2 separate regions of the Mus musculus genome follow, and region 2 is linked to region 1. The links are chromatin loops, found by intact Hi-C in ENCODE. Cell type or tissue: left cerebral cortex. All regions are shown on one strand. Each heading gives the region's core, and the rest is flanking DNA. Links, peaks and the distances in the headings are about the cores only. Region 1 overlaps Selenon (selenoprotein N). Region 2 holds the start of Tmem50a (transmembrane protein 50A).

Region 1 (9,738 bases), core at 2,132-7,131:
GGGGACCACTGGTGACAAGGCCTGTGTACACTTGCTCCTGAGGACAGGCCTGTGCTCAGCTGGGAGAGCAGGAGGGAGCTGCAGAAGCCCCTTCCCTACTCAGGGAAGTTGGGAGAGTTTTCTGGCAGGGGTGACAGCTGACAGGCTGTCCCCAGGATGGGGGCGAGCTAGAGAAGGAGCCTACGTGGTGGGTACTTTCTACTGATCCATTTCTTGGACCTGTAGCCAACCCCTGGCATGTGGCAGGTGCACTGTCAAATGCCCATGACCTGTTGCACATTCAGCTCCTAGAGGGGACTGTGGTGAGAATGAGCCCCTGAGGGAGAGGAGGGGGGAGGCAGGCCGGTGCTTGTGTTGCCAGCTTCTTCACAGCTTAAGGCCCTGAGAACACAGAGAGCCCATTGCAGGGTCATGCCCTGCCCCCCCAAGTGGCTGTCACCTCTCCGCCCACATCCTCTGGCTTTTCTTCCTAGTTATTGGGTTGTTTCTCACCTTCCTACCCACCGTTCCCTCTGCCACACTCAGCCGTTGCTCCATGCCCAGCCTAGACCTGCTCGGCAAAGCTCCTCTTCTGCCTAAACTCCAGCCTGCTGCAAAAGGAGGCGGGCGGGCAGGCCAGAGGGCAGGTGTGGCTGGCCCAGGGCCTCTGAGTGGCATGCTGGCTAATGAGTCTGCAAAGGCGTCTAGATTCCTGAGGGTCTCTTTGCCTGACTTCTAGCCTTTGTTTTGCAGAAGCCAAATGTCTCAGTGGGTTGATTGTGAAATTAGATTTGTGTTCTCCAGGCTGGAGATGGGGGTGGTGTGTGTGTGTGTGTGTGTGTGTGTGTGTGTGTGTGTGTGTGTGTGTGTGTGTAAACAGACCAGTTCCTGGAGTGGGTAGAGGCAGGGGAATGGGGGGAAGGGAACAGAATGGATGATAGAGAGGAAGAAAGGGTGGGGTGTGGAGCAGAGCAGGTGACTCAAACTCCTGGCAGGGGTCCAGTGCTTGGTGTGCTGTTTGCCCAAATAGGGGCTGTAAGAGGACACAACAACCGCTTGGGACCCAAAGCATTGAGGTGTGCAGGGGCATGTCAGGGGGACTTCTGTAAGTGGAGACACAGCTTTGACCTTCTTGGGGAGACCTGGAATGGAGGAGGGATTGAAGGTGATGTCCCTGCCCAGGGAGTTAGGGCAGTGTCCAGAACCCAGACCGGCCAGCAAGGCAGGCCTCTCAGCCCAACCCTCCTTTGAGAACCTGTCTGTTAGAGGCCTCTGGATGGGAGCTCTCCAGACCGGACCGTTCCTCCTCCTGCCTCTCTCTAAGTTCTTTTCGCACAGCAGAGGTGGAGAGGGAGGGAGGAGCCTGCTGTCCAGCAAGGATTGGCGCTTTCTCAGTGGTCTGCATCCCTAAGGGGATGACACTCCCCTGTCCTGGTAATGATGCTTCAAGGGGCACAGCACCTGCAGAGAGCGTATGCAGACAGGTGCTTACAATCCCTAAGGTCACAGAGGTGCTGCCGATGGAAGAGCTGTAAGAGGGGACCACCATCCTGCCTCTGAGCTCCAAGGCATGTGTAGATAGCTCTGCAGCTGCTGGCAAATCAGTTCTGCACACATACACACACACACACACACACACACACACACACACACACACACCACACACACACACACACTTCAGCTGGAAGAGACAGAGGAGGGCAGGCCTTGCATGATGGGTTAAGTATGATGTGGCTGGTGACTCGAGGCAGGGCCTTCTCTGGCGGTGATCTTCCTTCTGCTCTTAACGCTGGAGTTTTCTCCATTTTTCACTTTCCTCTTTCGTCAGACTCCACAGCAAGTCCAAATTCTGGTCAGCTGTAGTTTGGGGGACACCCAGGGTTAGGGAATGGGAAACGGGCATGCCTGAGGGAGCCAGCAGCCTGAGGCAGGGTCTGGCACCTGGGACTGGTTGGAGGCTTATGCAGAGGCTGGGGGTGGGACCTGCTCCACCACCCTGTTCTAGGCCAGGTAGTATCTCCAGCTACACAGCTGCCCACCCTGCATATGCTGCCCCGGGCCTGGGCTGGGCCCAGAAAGCCACTGAAACCAGGGCAGGTTGTGTGTGAGGTGCGCCTCTCTCTAGCAGGACAGTCTAAGCTTGTGGCCATTTCTGAGACCTTTCCCATGCTCCCTCTCCTGTCCCAGACTATAGTCTAGCTGGCCTTGAGGGACACCGACAGGGCATCCTAGAGCCTTGGCTTCCCCATCCCAGGTCTCCCGCCTCGCTCTGTCCGGCCTCCGCAACTGGACCACAGCAGCCTCGCCGAGTGCAGCGTTTGCTGCCCGCCACTTCCGGCCCTTCCTGCCCCCTCCAGGTCAGGAGCTGGGCCAGCCCTGGTGGATTATCCCCGGGGAGCTGAGCGTCTTCACGGGCTATTTGTCCAACAACCGCTTCTACCCACCACCGCCCAAGGGCAAGGAGGTAAGGACAGCACTGGGAGATGCAACTTCTGCCTGGAGCCACCTTGGGAGTGGCCATTTCTATCGGAACCTGGACCCAAGAACCAGGCATCCCTCCCCCTCAGTCTCCCTCTTGGGGCCTTCGGGTCCAGAGCTGACAAACCAGCTAGGATCTTACTGCCGCCCTAGGTCATCATCCATCGCCTGTTAAGCATGTTCCATCCACGCCCCTTCGTGAAGACCCGCTTTGCCCCTCAGGGCACCGTGGCCTGTCTGACTGCCATCAGCGATTCCTACTACACCGTGATGTTCCGGTGAGTGTCACTGTGCTTGAAGTGTAGGAGAAAGCCAAGCCAGAGACCCCCAACTTTACCACCTCCCTCCCTGTTGGGCTTCGGTTCTCTGAGCATCTGTTTCCTCCTCGGTGGGTCAGGGGAGTAGTAACTTCCTACAGATTTGGTGAGAGGTGTCTGGAACTTGCTTAGCCCTGAGCTGGAATTAGCTGGTGACCAGGATGGTGTCATTCACACACAGGGCCAGGGTATGAAATACACACACACACACACACACACACACACACACACACTCTGGAGAAGGATGGCAGAGAGGGTTGGGGCAAGGCTTCTAAGGAAGATGGCACAGAGCCTTTTAGAGGAGTGACATTGGTGGTATCTCCTGCTTTCTCCTTGACTCTGACCACACAGGAGTCTGGCCACGGCTCCCCGGGCTCTGGGAGAGACTGGGGAGGGATCCAGGCTTAGCAAACTCCATTCCCTACAGGATCCACGCGGAGTTTCAGCTCAGCGAGCCTCCTGACTTCCCCTTCTGGTTCTCGCCCGGCCAGTTCACCGGCCATATCATCTTATCCAAAGATGCTACACACATCCGTGACTTCAGGCTGTTTGTGCCCAATCACAGGTAGGAGCTAGCCCTGGCACAGCCTCAGCACCCTTCTCCTGTGTTCTGCTGCTGCTGCTGCTGCTGCTGCTGCTACTACTATTATCCCTGAGCTCAGAAATCAGGGGGCACATAAACTCTTCAGTCTCTGCCCTTCCCTCAATCCCCAGTGCCACCACTTGGTGACCAAGAAGAGGCAGCAGGAGACCGCTGAGCAGTCCTACCATCTTCTCAGATAATCTCCAGGCACTTGGCACTCCCTCCACCTCCACCTCAACACAGAGCCAAGGCCCTAGGGCCAAGCAAGCCAGCTGGGGTCTTTGCTATTGTCCCACTGCTGCTGTAGGTCCTCCCTAGACTCAGTTTCTCTTGTCCTCCTAGACATGGAACCTCACCTACTTGTGCCACCATGGAAGGTCAGCAGCTGGGCAGGGCCCATGGTAATCCAGGGAGGCTTCCCAGAGGAGGTGGCATCTAGTCAAAATCCTTGGGGAGGGAAGGAAATAATACATATATGGGCTTGAGAGAAGGCAGACATCATAGGGTCTTGGTGGGACTTCTGGGACAACTGTTACTCTAGTTATTTGTCTGTTCTGGGTCAGCCCCATCAGCAGATCTGGGGACAAGGGGTGGAGTGTTGGCGGGGGGTGGGGGGTGGGGGTAGGGAGGCAAGAGTCTTCCCTGATAGCAAGTAGACTTTAAGCAGGCCCATGGTGTCTTGTGCAAGAGCTGGAAGTCCTGAGGCCCCAATGCAAAATTTGTTCTTGGTAGCAGGGGGCTGTGTGGCTGTGAGCAAGGCCCTGGCCCTCTCTGGGCCTCAGTTTCCCCACTGTTCTGGTAGAAGACTGACTGTTTTACCCATGGATCAGGGGTAACAATAGTTGGGAGAGCCTGAACTTACTAGAGTGCTTTCTCTCCCTCTCTAGAGGGGCAGGGCAGAGACATGGTGTTCTACCTACCCCCTTCATGAGTTGAACCCAGTTCTGGGCAGAAGCTGGCACCAGTGTACCTGATTCAAGAACCAAATAACACAGAGGGTAGACGATTAGCCAGGATCTACTGCTTCTAGGACTGTCTAAGATTCAGGTCCCAGGGACACCTCTGAGGGTGTTCAGTCACTTTGCAGAGACTATTGCTTGGTGGTCCTGGGGCTCCCCCGTGTGGCAGACTTTCAGACTGCACTGAGCAAGCCAGACTTCTGAGCTCTGTGGGTGAGTCAGCCGGGAGGTCCTGGGCCTCAGCTCCAACCTGGGTCTTACTGCTGCCTCATCCTGTGTCCTGCAGCGGGGCACTGCCCCTGTCTCTGCCACAAAGGGTCAGGAGAAGTCTATGGGTCGTGCTATGAGAGCCCTGTGCACTATCCAGGCCTGGCCCAGGCTCTGCTGTCAAACTCCCTGTGTCTTCAGCTGCTTGCATTAAACAAGATGTCACCTGGGCTTTGATGGTGACGTTGTTTTACCCTGGCCATCCTCAGGTCCCTGAATGTGGACATGGAGTGGCTGTATGGGGCCAGTGAGACCAGCAACATGGAGGTGGACATTGGCTACGTCCCCCAGGTGAACACTCAGGTGCCCCCACCCAGATATGTCCAGCTGCAAGGCCTTGCCCTGAGCCCCGTCTCCCCACTTCTGCAGAGTAGAGCGTCCCTGGAGGTTTCTCAGGGCCCTTCTCTGAGACACCCCTCACCACTGACTTCCGGCCCAGATGGAGCTGGAGGCTGTGGGCCCCTCGGTGCCCTCTGTGATCCTAGATGAGGACGGCAACATGATTGACAGCCGCCTGCCCTCAGGAGAACCCCTCCAGTTTGTGTTTGAGGAGATCAAGTGGCATCAGGAGCTGAGCTGGGAAGAGGCTGCCCGGCGCCTGGAGGTGGCCATGTATCCCTTCAAGAAGGTGAGGCTGAACGTGAAGGCCAGAGCAAGACTCCTTGATGGAGGCCAAGGCTGAGAACTCTGGTCTAGTCATGCTACTGTGCTGGACCGTTGGGGCACAGCAGTCCCTTCTGCTCCTCTGAGCTTGGAGAAGGCTCACATGGCTCAGCTATGCCCCTTCACACACACACACACACACACACACACACACACACACACACATAAATACTTCACTGGCACAACCACAAACAGGGCCTCGGCCGCTCAGTAGCTTGTCTTGGTTTGACCACAGGTCAACTACCTGCCGTTCACGGAGGCCTTTGACAGAGCCAGAGCTGAGAAGAAACTTGTTCATTCCATCTTGCTGTGGGGGGCCCTGGACGACCAGTCCTGCTGAGGTGAGGGAAGCCCTGGTCAGCTCTAAGGGGAAGCGGGGGGTTTCATACCTATGGCTAGGTTACAAGAGGCTCTGGGACAAACAAGACTTGGAGCCATGAGGACTTGGGCCACTGAGGTCCCAGGGTCACTTGCAGTACTTGGGTGAGCCTAGAAGACAATGCCAAAGTGTAGGAAAAAGGCCAGGCAGATGTGTTCATGCTTGGCCATTTTAATTTAGTGACCTTGACCAAGCAACATCCTTGCCCTGAGTCTCAGTTTTCTCAACCATGAAGTGGGCAGAGCATACCAGTCGTGGTATCGGGTGTCATCATATCGTGTATTCTGTCAAGTAAAATCTACATGTGAGAGAGGAGACAGTACCAGAAGCTGGGCTTGGGTTTCTTATCCAGAATGACCGCCAAGGACCTTCTGGAAAGTTCTCTGAGTATCTAACAGTTAGCTCAAAGATGAGATAAGCAATGCCCCTGCCTTAATCTTGTCACCCAGCCAACATTATGGGTCCCTGCCGTAGCTACGCATTATCCCAGTGTGGTGTAGACACATGCAGGGCAGGTAACCCCAGGGCAGCGAGCTGTGTGCAAGGCAAAGTGGGGTAACAGAAGAGAAGCTGGGAGGCCTCTTGGAGAAAGTGACATTTAACCTAGGATGGTGAGAGGTGGCGTAGTGGTGTGTCACATGACAGGAGGAAGAGGGTTTGAGTGGAACGTGCCTGTGTAAAGGCCCTAGAGACAGAGAACGAAGTGGAATCAAGAATCTGCCACTGGGACTGGAGAGATGGCTCAGTGGTTAAGAGCACTGGCTGCTCTTCCAGAGAACGTGGGTTCAATTCCCACCGCCCACGTGGAAGCTCACCACTGTCTATGATTCCCAGTTCCAGAGGATCTGATGTCCTTATACAGCCACACATGCAGGCAAAACGCCGAGCACATTAAAAAAAAAAAAAAAAAAAAAAAAAAAAAAAAAAAAAAAAAAAACCTTTTTATTTAAAAGAAAATAGAAAGAAAAGAGAGAGAGAGAATCGGTCACTGTGACCAGGCCCTGGGCCACCCCCAGCTGCAGCTCGGCGTGCCAGTTTGTCCATGCTGATCCTACAACTTCCTCCTTCAGCATCTACTCCTTGAGAGTCTGTTCTTGGCTTTTCATTTGAGACAGGCTCTCAGTCTGTAGCTCAGGCTAGCCTATAACTCACTCACCATGTAGCCCAGGCTGGCCCTGAATTTGTGGTCAGCCTCCTGAGTGCTAGGATACAGGTGTGTGCCACCACTCCTAGCTTCTGTCTACTCTTTTAACCTGTTACTTCACCTGGGTGTGGAGACATTCCAAAACCCCACGGAATTTACCTAAGCTGAGGTCATTGCTGTAAAATCAGGGCTACTCACCCTTGGCCTTACCCTGAACAGGTTCCGGGCGGACTCTCCGGGAGACTGTCCTGGAAAGCCCGCCCATCCTCACTCTCCTCAATGAGAGCTTCATCAGTACCTGGTCCCTGGTAAAGGAGCTAGAAGACCTGCAGGTGAGCAAGGGATCAGGGGGAGCGGCCTGTGGGAGTCCCCACGACAGCACTGGGCCCAGATACCAGGAAGTATCATTGTCTCCACAGACCCAGCAGGAGAACCCACTCCACAGGCAGCTGGCAGGCCTGCACTTGGAGAAGTACAGCTTTCCTGTAGAGATGATGATCTGTCTGCCCAACGGCACTGTGGTAGGTCCCCAGCGACAGTGAACAGCGGGCAGGGACACAAGGGGTGGTCTCCATCCCTGGCACAGTGACCCTGAGCAGACTTCAGAGGTGCTTTGGGGAGGGTACAGCAAGGCTCTTAGTACAGCAACAGAGCCAGACATGTCCGTCGTCACCCCCCCCCCCCAGGGAACCTTGTCAGTTCAGTGGACAAAACATGGCCCAAGGGAAGGTCTCCCTGGACCACTTCAGCCAGGGAAAGAGGGTAGAGAGGAATAGATGGCCTGGCCTGAGCCAAGGGTCCCCTTCTCTCTGTGGGCTGCTTAGAGGGTCTGGCATCAGGTTGCAGAGGGTTTGAGTGGAACGTGCCTGCGTAAAGGCCCTAGAGACAGAGAACGAAGTGGAACCAAGAATCTGCCACTGGGACTGGAGAGATGGCTTTGGAAAACGTGCCCATTTTCAGACTGGTAGAGTCAGCTCCCACTCTGAATAGCTGCCCCATCTTCAGTGTCAGTTTTGCAGGAGTGGGAGGGCAGGGCTAGAGGAGGGGAGTGAGCTGACCAGCCCTTAGTACGTGGTAGCCAGGAGTGGGAGCTGGGGCTGGATGGGAGAGGAAACAGTGAACTTGAAGCTTCTGCTGGCCCAAGCTCTGGTGAGAAAATTCTTGGAGGTATTAGGGAGTCAGGGAGGAAAGGCCCAGGTTACTGGTTCCTACCCTGGGAGCTGATGAAAAATGGAATGACCTAACCTGGGCATCTCTAGGCAGTACATCCTCAGTGTGATTGCCTGAAGCTGGTGGAGGCGGAGCTGACCTGGTTACATGTGGCCTGTGGCCTCCCCAGTTCTCTTCACCAAGTCCTTCCTCTAGGTCCACCACATCAATGCCAACTACTTCCTTGACATCACCTCCATGAAGCCTGAAGACATGGAGAATAATAACGTCTTCAGCTTCTCATCCAGCTTTGAGGACCCGTCCACAGCTACCTACATGCAGTTCCTGAGGGAAGGACTCCGGCGGGGCCTGCCCCTCCTCCAGCCCTAGTCCTAGAGGACCTGGACCTGGTAAAAAGCCAGCAGACAGAATCCACGCGCCTTGGAGCCACGGTGCCCGGAGTCTGTTTCAAACTGGAAGTGGTCCCTACCTCATCCCCAGGCTGCCTAGAGAGGTCCAGGGTCATCTGAGGCTGTCACTTTCATAAATCCTGAGGGATGGTGGCCAGATGAGGGGGCCTGTCTGCCCGGTCATGTGACTGAGCTTAATCCGGCTACCACTAGCAGCCCATCTGGCTCCAAGAGCTTCTTCGAGTCCCCCCAAAAGGGGTCTGGGGAGACCTCCCTGGACCACACAGTGTAGTTCAGGACCTCGGTGTGAATAGGGAGTGGACTGGAAAGGTCCCTTCTTTCTAGGCTCCCCTTTCAAGCCAAAGGAATTAAAAGAGCTGGGCTCGGGGCCAAGCTGCCAGCGCTATGCCTGCTTGGAGCCTTCTATGCTGGCCATCCCTAGGTAGCCTTCTGTGCACAGTGCTCCCAGCTAGGGTCATTGTCAGCTGGAGACAGCTGTCTGGAGCCTCTGCACAAAGCCCTTCTACAGAAGTGGAGGCCATATTGTCACACTGCTACCCTTCAGCCTGTTGACCTGATGACCCAAGTCCAGTCCTGTTCAGAGAGATGGAGAAGTTCACTGTGAAGTGTGTCCCAGCCAAAGAGCGCAGCCTTTCTTATTGCCAGCACTGTCTAGCCCCCCAGGGTACTGCCAGTCAACTCACCACCGGATGGCCACCAGTTCCCATCGGCTACTTTTGGGGACTTGGTGAACAGCTTGAACGGCTGACCATGGCCAGTCTTTTTTTATGCATACAGAAAAGTGTTTTTATAAGAACTTTCTCACAGTCTATATTTTTTAAAACTCTGAATGCTGAGGAGAAAGAAGTGGGCAGTGGCTCCCCCCAGCAACAGCCGCATGATGGCTGGGTCTGAAATCGCAAATGGATCCAGCCTGATGTCCTCGCAGTTGCACATGTGGGGAGAAACTAAGCCCACCTTCCTTCTCTCCAGCTTTTTACAAGCAGTCAAGACTCAGTATTCCCCAGCCCTGTCCTGTGCTCCACACTCCCAAGAAGCGCCTTGAACTCAATCGCATCTGAGCCTTCTTGACATCAGCCAGGTCACTGTGAGCCATCTCTTTACCTGGTCTCACCAGGGGCTCAAGCTTCAACCATGCAGAGGAGGAAGGCACATAGACATTCCCTGATTCCTACTCCCCTGCCAGCCCTTGGGGCCACCACATAGAGCCCCCCTCACGCTCTCTGGCTCCCAGGAGCCTTGTCTCTGGGGTGCCCTGTGAAGATCACATACATTTTCTCATAGCAAACCATGAATTGGAAAGTTGCCCCCATTTTTCAGAGGAAGACATTGGAGTCTTAGGAAAGTAAAGTGACTTCCGGGGTCACTCAGAGGACCAGAGTTGTGATC
Region 2 (9,738 bases), core at 2,430-7,429, 370 kb before region 1:
GACCTTCCTCCTCTAGAGACTTTCCAGAATGATTCTCCTCTCTCACCCAAAAAACTTTCAAACTCAATGTCCTCCCCATCTATTTCCTGTATGCCATCCCCATCCAGCACCCTGGCTCCCTCTTATGCTCTACAGTTTCGTTTTTCTAAATAAGCTCATGTTGGCTTCCTGTCAGCTGGCTGCTTGCCCCCGCTTTAGACCCGAGGTTAACCTCATTTAGTCCTGTTTACAAGCGTCAATCAGAAAGGGCTGGGATCAGAGCTGTGTGCTAAGGATGAGCCAAACCACACCTAAGAACAAGTTGTTCCGGTAAATAACACAAGCTCAGGGCTCACAGTGTGATCAAATAACCTACAACAAACAGGCTATTCTGAAAGGGACAGGCGGGCCTCACACTCGCATCAACACATGGCCATTATCAGTACACTCGGTCAGAAGCAGAGATGGACACATCAGGCCTTGCCAGCTTTTCAGAACTCGTGGAATAACAGCAAATTCAGAAGCTATGAGTTTCTTGTCAGGAGGCTGACAGGTATTAACTGTGCTATCTCTCCAGGCCTACACGCAGGCTCCTTTATGCCAATTTTCTTTTTTTCTTGTTTAAAGGTTTGTTTGTTTGTTTGTTTCATATATGTGAGTACTCACTAGAAGAGGGCATTGGATCACAGTACAGATGGTTGTGAGCCACCATGTAGTAGCTGGGATTTGAACTCAGAACCTCTGGAAGAGCAGTCAGTGCTCTTAACCACTGAGCCATCTCTCCAGCCCATATTTATCAATAACACTTTTAACTGCTGAGCTATCTCTCCAGCTCCTCTTTTTTTTTCTTTACTTTTATCACAGGGTTTCTCTTTGTGTATTTCTGGTTGTCCTGGAACTTGTTCTATAGACCAAACTGGCCTTGAACTCACTGAGATCCTCCTGCCTCTAGCTCCCAAGTGCCAGAATTAAAGGGCATGGGTCACCACTGCCTGGTCTTTACAACAATCTTAACTGCTAATAATAACTCTCAGTCATACAACACACAGAATGCAGTAAATCTATATATGTCTGTATGTAGGTTACAGAAGGCCCACAGAGGGTTAAAGAGGTCATAGCTGAGTCTAAGGTGTTTGAGAGACACTGAAGAAGAGATAAGCAGAGCCGAGTGTGGTGGCACAGCAGTCGGGAGGCAGAGGCAGGCAGATTTCTGAGTTCGAGGCCATCCTGGTCTACAAAGTGAGTTCCAGGACAGCCAGGGCTATACAGAGAAACCCCTGTCTCAAAAAACTGGGGGGGGGGGGGGGAAGAAGAAGAAGAAGAGATAAGCAGAAGGCTGATAATAGAGCAGATAACTCCTCTGTGGAAATAAGATAGTGAAGCCCTGTTGGAGGTCTGTTGAAGCTCAGGGCGGGGCCGAGCTCCCAAGTCAAGATGCAGGACTATTGAAGCCAACAGGGCAGAGGAGGTGAAGGGCAGGACATGGTCCAGATGGGCAAAGGGACGGGTGGATGCATGGCAGAACTGCACAGATGGTTGGTAATTCTAACAGCCTACCTCAACAACATGGGTAGCCAATGGGTAGCCAAGAGGAACTGAAAGTGGTGTCTGCATATTCCAAAGAGGATTTTAACTGCTTGTCTCAAGAATGCCAGTCAAACAGAGATAGGCAGTAAGTGGCTATTTAGCAGGGCTATTTAGCCCAGAATAATCTCGCCCTGGACCTGCCAGTCAGACTTGCCAGTCAGGCTTGTAGGATGTTTGACCTAAGTACAGGTCTCTTTTGGATAGCTTCCTTCATAGTCTCATGGAGTACCATGCACAGGGGCTGAACCCACTCATATAGATTGGTCTGTATAACAGAATAAAAAATGTCCCCCATCGTCTTGGATATTTGGATATTTGGTTCCCAGATGGCGGCGTGGTTTGGGGAGGCGTAGGTGGTACAGCTGAAGGAAGTATGTGACTAGGGGTAGGACATGAGATTATAAATCCTTGCCCCATTCCAAGTCTCCAGCCCTACCTCATGCTTGGGGTTGAAGATGTAAGCCCCTAGCTTCCTGCTCAAAGCACTGTGCCGGTCACCTGCTGTCACATCCCTGGCCCCATGATGGATTCCTCCCTCCAGAACTATATTCCAAATAACCTCCTATAAGTTGCTTTGAGTGAGGTATTTTATCACAAAAACAGCAACGTAACTAATACAGCCAGTAAAGAAGTAGAGACAACGCAAAGAAGAAGGAGCTTTGGCTGTTTGTCCCTGTGGACCGTGGCCTGCCCTTCACCTCCACTGCCCCGGTGGCTTCAATAGTCCTGCATCTTGACTTAGGAGCTTCACCCAACCCTGAGCTCTACCCAGACAGGACCCAATAGCTCCAGCAGACCTCCAGCAAGATTTCATTGCAGAACTTAGCTTCGTAGAAGCTTTACTAAGAGCAGTTAAAAAATATGAATAGACATTTAAAAGTTTTCATTAAGATCTGCATTTGGGTTTGGTGGTGGTGGTGGTGGTAGTGTGGGCCTTTAATCCTGGCCCTTGAGAAGCAGAGGCAGGCAGATCTCTGAGATCAAGGCCAGCCAGCCTGGCCTAGAGAACAAATTTCAGGAAAACTAAGGCTACACAGAGAAACCATGTTGGGAAAAAACAAAAACAAAAGCAAAAGACCTGGAGAGATGGCTCAGAGGTCAGAGGTAGAATGTCAACTTAGCATGGGGAGGTCCAGAATAGCAACTAAAGAAATAAATGCCTACATGCACACACATGTGCACACACGCGCGCTCACACACACACACACACACACACACACACACACACAGGGCTGGGGGAGCACTGCCTGACCTTGAGACATTAACCAGTCTTTAGCCAGTCACAATAAACCTTTAATCTCTAGGGCTAAGAAATGTGTCCATTTAAAAATAGGTCCTGGAGTTGCTGGAAAGATGACGCGATGATTCAGAGTGCAGGCTGTTCTCTCGACGACCCAGGTTCAGTTCTCTACACCCACACGGTAGCTCACAACAGCTGTAATTCCAGTTCCAGGCACCTCTTCTGGCCTCTGCCAGCACAGTGCACAGTGGCGCACAGATGTGCATGCAAGCAAAATACTCATCATGTAAAACATGTAAAAGTTAAATAGGTTATGGGTCTAGAACCTGGACTGAGTGGTAGAGCCCTGGGTTCAGGCACAGTCGGGGGGGCGGGGGAGGAGGGAAGGGGGGTTGTGTGGAGGGGGTATTGTATAGTTTCAAATACTAATCAGCTAATTCCCCCTCTCAACAAAAGCTACATAGATTTCATGCTGGGGACCGGAGAGATGATCCCTCCTGCAAGGCAGTGAGCCACCCAACCACCTTCTGTGCCACAGGCTCCTGACTACCTGCCACCCACGTGAACATGAGATGACAGCAGGGCCATGCCAGCCCTCTTAAAGTCACCATCGGGCCGGAAAAATGGCTCAGCAGGTAAAGCAGGTACTTGCTGCTAAGTCAAATAACCTGAGTTTGATTCCTGGGACCCATATGACGAAAGGAAAAGAAGGACCACTCTTGGAGGGTGGGTGATCTGTCTGATCTCTACACAATGACAAGAAGAATACATTTTAAAAAGTGTAACAACAACAACAAAACCAAACAGTACAGGTGGACTGTTGCCTCCCTTCCTTGGTCCCATCCCAGAAGACAGGCTCCACTCTAGCATTTCTCACAGTGACAAGGGAGTCCGGGTAACCCACAGACTTGTCGGCGCGGTGGGCGTGGCCCATAGGCTGCACCCCAGGGATCCGCCCTTCGCTCTCGATCCGCATGCGCACTGACTCGGGGGCGGACCGGCACATCGACATCCGGGAGTCTGATTGCCTGTGGCTGTTTTGTTTTCTTGCAGAACTGGAGTAAACCGAGGCTACCAAACGCGCCGCGACTCCCAACTCCGGACTTGGACGTGAGTGCGGACGGGAGGGCGGAGCAGCGGGCCGGGCTCGAACTCGCGGCAGTGGCCGTGCCCCAGCTCCTGGACGCCGCCGCCGCCGGGGCTGAGATCCCGCGACCTGCGGGGCCGCTTCCTGTGGCGGGGACTCTTCCCCAGAACTGTGGAGCTGGGCACGCTCATCCGACGGTGGCGCGTCGGGGTTCGGCCCACGCGTAACCGCGCCCTGTTCCTCCAGTCTGCAGGGCGGGTCTGCCTTTGAAAATGTCAAAGAATTGTGCAACGAAAAATGGACTCGGGTGGGCCATTGGGGGAACCGACAATTACACATAGTGGGTTGCTTTTCTTTCCAATCATTAGATAAAAACGAGTGTATTTTCAGACCCGAACTCATCACAAAAGTCTATCAGTTTTTCCCTTTAGCTTGTTTAGAGGCGGCTAAAACTGAAATCGCCTTCCTTAGGGAGTCATGTGAGATCTGGGGTGTTCACTGTGAGCGAGTTGTATTTAATTCAGGTTTTATCTGTGAAATTAAGATGAGTTACGTTTCTCCGGCTGGGTCTGCACAGCTGAACTTGAAGGAGGAGGGTTTTATGGGATTTAAGACAATTTCGGCTGACCGTGGTAATTTGACTGCACGTTCTTTATTTAAGTCTGAATTCGTTTCAGGCCTGCCCTTTTTTGTGGGGAATGTACAAACAGCATCAGTAGCAGAGTTAGGGATAGTAAGATGAGTGCCCTTTACAAAGTAATGACATCCGAAGGCAGGCTTGGTGAAGGGACAAATAGTGGAGAAAAAACGAAATAGAAATAAAGCCCGAAGTTGAGCCGTTCTCTTCTTAATCTGGGCATGAAAGACACAGATGTAGGATAAAATGTGCAGATTCCTAGAGGAAGTATTTTCCATCCAAGTTTACATTTTTACCTTAAAACCAAAGTCTATCATGTCCTTATTATTAAAATCAAATAGGAACCTTTAGTAGGGAGCTTAAGGTTTAGAAAGCAGCTGTGGAGGGCTAAGCATCATTGCCCTCACTTAAAGAACTAGTGGACTTGAAATAATAAAATGTGACATCTTTGAGGAGATGTCATTTTTGTGACAGTACATTTTTGTTTAAGGTTAAGGTAATCACCTTCATTCATATTATGTAAATATGCTAAGACCATCCTGATTTTGTTTTGTTTTCTTGTCTTAATTTGTATTTATTTATGAGTGCTGTGCTGCCTGTACATCCGCAGGCCAGAAGAGGGCGCCAGATCCCCCTATAGATGGTTATGAACCACCATGTGGTTGCTGGGACCTCTGAAAGAGCAGTCAGTGCTCTTAACTGCAGAGCCATGTCATCAGCCCCTTGTTTAGTCTTTTTAGGACAGACTGGCCTGAAACTCACTGTGTAGCTCTGGCTGGCCCTCTGACTGAGCCCAGTCCTCCTGTCTCAGCCCGCCAAATGCTAGGATTGCAGGCTGAGGCAGCCACCACCCCAGTCCCAGCTAAAACCAAGTTTTACATTAAACGTAGACTCCATCCCTAGTACCTCACTCCCCACCAAAGCAGCATCAGACATCCTGAAGAAATCAGTAGAGCTGGAATAAAGCGCATCTGTAACTTGTGTTAGGTTATCATCCAGCTGTTATTTTGCAGAAACACAGCCAGCTTTGAAACAAGAAAACCGAAGGACCTTGTTTAACTGTGATGGTTTTGGTTTAGTGACCTGAAAAGATGTCTGGATTTCTAGAAGGCTCGAGGTGCTCTGAGTGCATGGACTGGGGGGAGAAGCGGAACACGATCGCCTCCATCGCTGCTGGCGTTCTAGTAAGTCCTTGTGACACCTTAGCTCTCCATGTGTTTATCTGTGGCTGTATAGACGGTTTAGGTTATGTGATGTTTTCTTTTTCTTCTTCTTTTTTTTTTAAAGATTTATTTATCTATTTTATGTATACGAGTACACTGCAGCTGTACAGATGGTTGTGAGCCTTCATGTAGTTGTTGGGAATTGAATTTTAGGACCTCTGCTCGCTCCGCCCTGGCCCAAAGATTTATTTATTATTATAAATAAACACACTGGAGTTGTCTTCAGACACACCAGAAGAGGGCATCAGATCTCATTATGGGTGGTTGTGAGCCACCATGTAGTTCCTGGGATTTGAACTCAAGGCCTTTGGAAGAGCAGTTGGTGCTCTTACCTGCTGAGCCATCTCTCCAACCCCCTCCCTGCCTCCCCCTCCCATCTGTAATGTTTTCAAATGTGTCCTTTTAAAAAATAATCAACCACCAAACTTACTTTACTCAGTGATGTTTGACTTGTGAGGTTGTTAATAGTGTTAATAGTTGTCATAATAAAACATTTTGTATGCACTTACTTTTTCTATGGGTTATGCCTCCTTGACTTGGTAAGCGCAGAAGGCTTAAAGGGTTGAAGAAGGCCAGGTGTGATGTGTACCTTCGATCCCAGCTCTCAGGAGGCCAAGGCAGGTGGATCTCTGTGAGTTTGAGGCCAACCTGGTCTACACAGTGAGTTCCAGGACAGCCAGAGCAGATAGTGAGACCCTGTCTTCAAAAAAGGAAGAAAGATGCCAGGCAGTGGTAGAACACGCCTTTAATCCCAAGCACTCTGGAGGCAGAGACAGGCAGATTTCTGAGTTCGAGGCCAGCTTGGTCTACAAAGTGAGTTCCAGGACAGCCAGGGCTATACAGAGAAACCCAGTCTCGAAAAACAACAAAAAAAAACAACAAAAAAAAAAAAAAAAAAAAAAAGGAAGAAAGGATTAACGAGACAATCAGGTCCAAACCAGTCGAGATAGATATTCCCATTTTTCAGGACAGGAGAGTTCATATTCTCCCTAATCTGGTAGGGAGAAGCATTAGGAAGATCATAAGCTCTTTGGTTTTTTTTTTTTTGGATGGATGGATGGATGGATGGTTGGATGGATCTCCTGTAGGTCATGTTGGCTTTGAACTCGCTCATAGGCAAGGACGTCCTTGAGGTCTCCGTCATCCTGCCTCTGCTTCCCAAGTGCTGGGGTTGCAATGTGTGTCACCCTGAGCTGTGAAATACAGTGCTCAGGGTCTGAAGTTATGGTTCAAGATCTTACCTGATGCCTCTTTCCTTTCCTTTTCCTTTCCACACTAAAGGGGGGGGGGGAGACACCCAATTCACTTCTTAGCCAATCAGAATGTCATTAACAGATCTGTCTATAACCTGGTAAAGACAATTTGATGGTTTAAAATAACTGGTTCCTTGGGCTTAGCAGTGAGGCTCCTTTCATATCCTTGTAAGCCATTGGTTGGGATTTCTTGCACGCGCTCGATTGGCCAGGAAGAACAACGCTGCAACAGGATCCTCCTGCACAGGTTTATTGGGAGAGCTTGATTGTAGAGGCGAAAAGACCCCGAGCCCAGAACTGGTGCTGCTTTTATAGGCCTAGGAGAGGCGTGTCTTACACCCGGATTGGTTATGCACTATGCCTCATTTGCATGTTCCTCATCTGATTGGCTACTCTCTCTCAGTACCTCACAGAGCCTCATTATCATACCTCATTTGCATGTCTCACATCTGATTGGTTACTCTCTCTCAGTACCTTACAGAACCTCATTATCATACTTCATTTGCATGTCTCACATCTGATTGGTTATACTCTCAGTACATTACAGAACCTCATTATCATGCCCGGGCCAGGCAGTGTCTTTGCAAAAAACTTTACTGCATATGTACACATTGGTTGTTTGTCCAAACTTATGCGTGGTGGCCAGCAGTAGTCAGTGCCACTCAGCAACGGCACATGTGGCTTCCCACAGGGATTTGGTGAATGGCTTCTTGTGTGTGTGATGCTGGGGATGGAAGCCAGGGGCTGCACACACAGGCAATGCTCAACCACTAGGTTTCATCCATAGCTCTCATAATGCCAGCCGGAACATTTCTGTCCAGGTGAGGGTTTTTTTTTTTTTTAATGTAAAGTTTTAATGTTTCTATTTTTTATTTACTTTTTAAAAAAGTTTTATTATTATATCTTAGTACACTGTAGCTGTCTTCAGACACACCAGAAGAGGACATCAGATCTCAGTATAGATGGTTGTGAGCCACCATGTGGATGCTGGGATTTGAACTCAGAACCTTCAGAAGAGCAGTCAGCGCTCTTACCCGCTGAGCCATCTCTCCAGGCCAATGTTTCTTTTTCTTTTTCTTTTTTTTCAAGACTGGGTTTCTCTGTGTAGCTTTGGCTGACCTGGAACTCACTGTGTAGACCAGGCTGGCCTCGAACTCAGAAATCCACCTGCCTCTGCCTCCCGAATGCTGAGATTAAAAACATGTGCCACCATGCCCCACCAGGCCAATGTTTCTATTTTATATATTTTCCTTTAATTAATAACCAGAAGAGGGCTGGAGAGATGGCTCAGCGGGTAAGAGCACTGACTGTTCTTCCAGAGGTCCTGAGTTCAAATCCCAAATCCCAGCAACCACATGATGGCTCACAATCATCTGTAATGAGATCTGATGCCCTCTTGTGGTGTGTCTGAAGACAGCTACAGTGTAGTCATATACATTAAATAAATAAATAAATAAATAAATAAATAAATAAAATATGTATGCGCATAACCAGAAGAAAATTTAGTTAGGTAATATATAATTTCATATCCAAATTAAACTTAAGAATCATATGTCAGAGGGACTGGAGAGATGGCTCAGTGGGTAGGAGTGCTGCATTTCCAGATGACCCAGGTTCAATTCCCAGCATGCACATGGCAGCTCACACCTGTCTGTAACTCCAGTTCCAGGAGATCTGATGCTCATAAAGTAAAATTAAGTAAGTTTTAAAAAAGAAATCATTGGGCTGGTGAGATGGCTCAGCAGTTAAGAGCACTGACTGTTCTTCCAGAGGTCCTGAGTTCAATTCCCAGCAACCACATGGTGGCTCACAACCATCTGTAATGAGATCTGACGCCTTCTTCTGGGGTGACTAAAGACAGCTACAGTGTACTCATATATAATAAATAAAGAAATCTTAAAAAAAAAAAAAAAAGAAAGAAATCATATCCGAAACCATCAAATGGCCGTACTGTAACCATCCAAAGGAATAAGAATTGCAGACATGTTCCTTGGTTCAAACACCCTGTGGTAACGTGTGCTGTCGCTGATGGGTCTTGCTGGCATCACCTTATTTTGTCTTGTCTGTTTTCAGTTTTTCACGGGATGGTGGATCATCATAGACGCGGCTGTCATGTACCCCAGGATGGATCAATTCAACCATTCATACCATACCTGTGGCGTCATAGCAACCATAGCCTTCCTCATGTAAGTGATGGCATCACCCCGCCTACGTAGAATGTCACAGACTAAAATGATCCTATACCCAATTTAAAATTCTGGTAGGTAAGAAGGACCCCTGGGCATGGTGACACACTTGGAACCTGTAATCCCAGCATTTGGAATGGAGACAGGGAGATGACTGCAAGTTTCAGGCCAGCCTAGCCTACTTATGATGTCCCATGATGCCAGCCAAGGGACTGGGTCTCAGGAAATAATACAAAGGGCCTGGAGAGATGGCTCGGGAGTTAAGAGCGAGTATTGCTCTGGTGGAAGACCTGGGTTCGGTTCTCGCCATCCTCATGGTGGCTCAGAGCCTCCTGTAACTCCAGCTCCAGGGCATCTTATGGCCTCTCTGCAGGCACCAGACACTCGTACATGCGTGCAGGTAAAACACCACATGCCCCCATAAATAAATCCAGAAGAAAGAAACAAGTCAAAATTCCCAGCCCTTGGGTAGGCTGAGAAAGGAGGATTGCTGTGAGTTCAAGGCCAGCAAGGACACTGTCAGAAGGGGAGCTGACAGTTCTGCTT

The links. Hi-C counts contacts between places; a loop is a spot of excess contacts. Peaks named below come from ENCODE experiments on the same cell type or tissue, not always from the same donor. Only the 100,000 strongest peaks of a DNase experiment are listed, where the experiment ranks them.
Region 2: it touches region 1 in a loop (2.8-fold over the local background); 1 of 42 quality-filtered maps calls a loop at or near these places.

What each region holds. Positions count from the first base shown.
Region 1 is chr4:134,538,186-134,547,923 of GRCm38, reverse strand. It overlaps Selenon (selenoprotein N), which reads left to right. Exons shown (of 12, transcript NM_029100.2): 4 at 2,234-2,443; 5 at 2,611-2,735; 6 at 3,202-3,339; 7 at 4,793-4,874; 8 at 5,023-5,211; 9 at 5,482-5,587; 10 at 6,989-7,101; 11 at 7,189-7,290; 12 at 8,135-9,738. The coding sequence ends at 8,308. Among named protein-coding and RNA genes, the nearest start is that of Mtfr1l, 7.7 kb to the right of the region's middle. In left cerebral cortex, for the core only: a CTCF peak has its summit at 4,473 (motif pointing left); DNase peaks (open chromatin) are centred at 4,478 and 6,459.
Region 2 is chr4:134,909,067-134,918,804 of GRCm38, reverse strand. It overlaps Tmem50a (transmembrane protein 50A), which reads left to right and starts at 3,889. Exons shown (of 7, transcript NM_027935.2): 1 at 3,889-3,916; 2 at 5,610-5,714; 3 at 9,080-9,192. The coding sequence starts at 5,622. In left cerebral cortex, for the core only: CTCF peaks have their summits at 5,138 (motif pointing right) and 6,010 (motif pointing right); DNase peaks (open chromatin) are centred at 3,437, 3,785, 4,102, 5,162 and 1 more place; H3K4me3 peaks cover 1,825 bases; H3K27ac peaks cover 1,589 bases.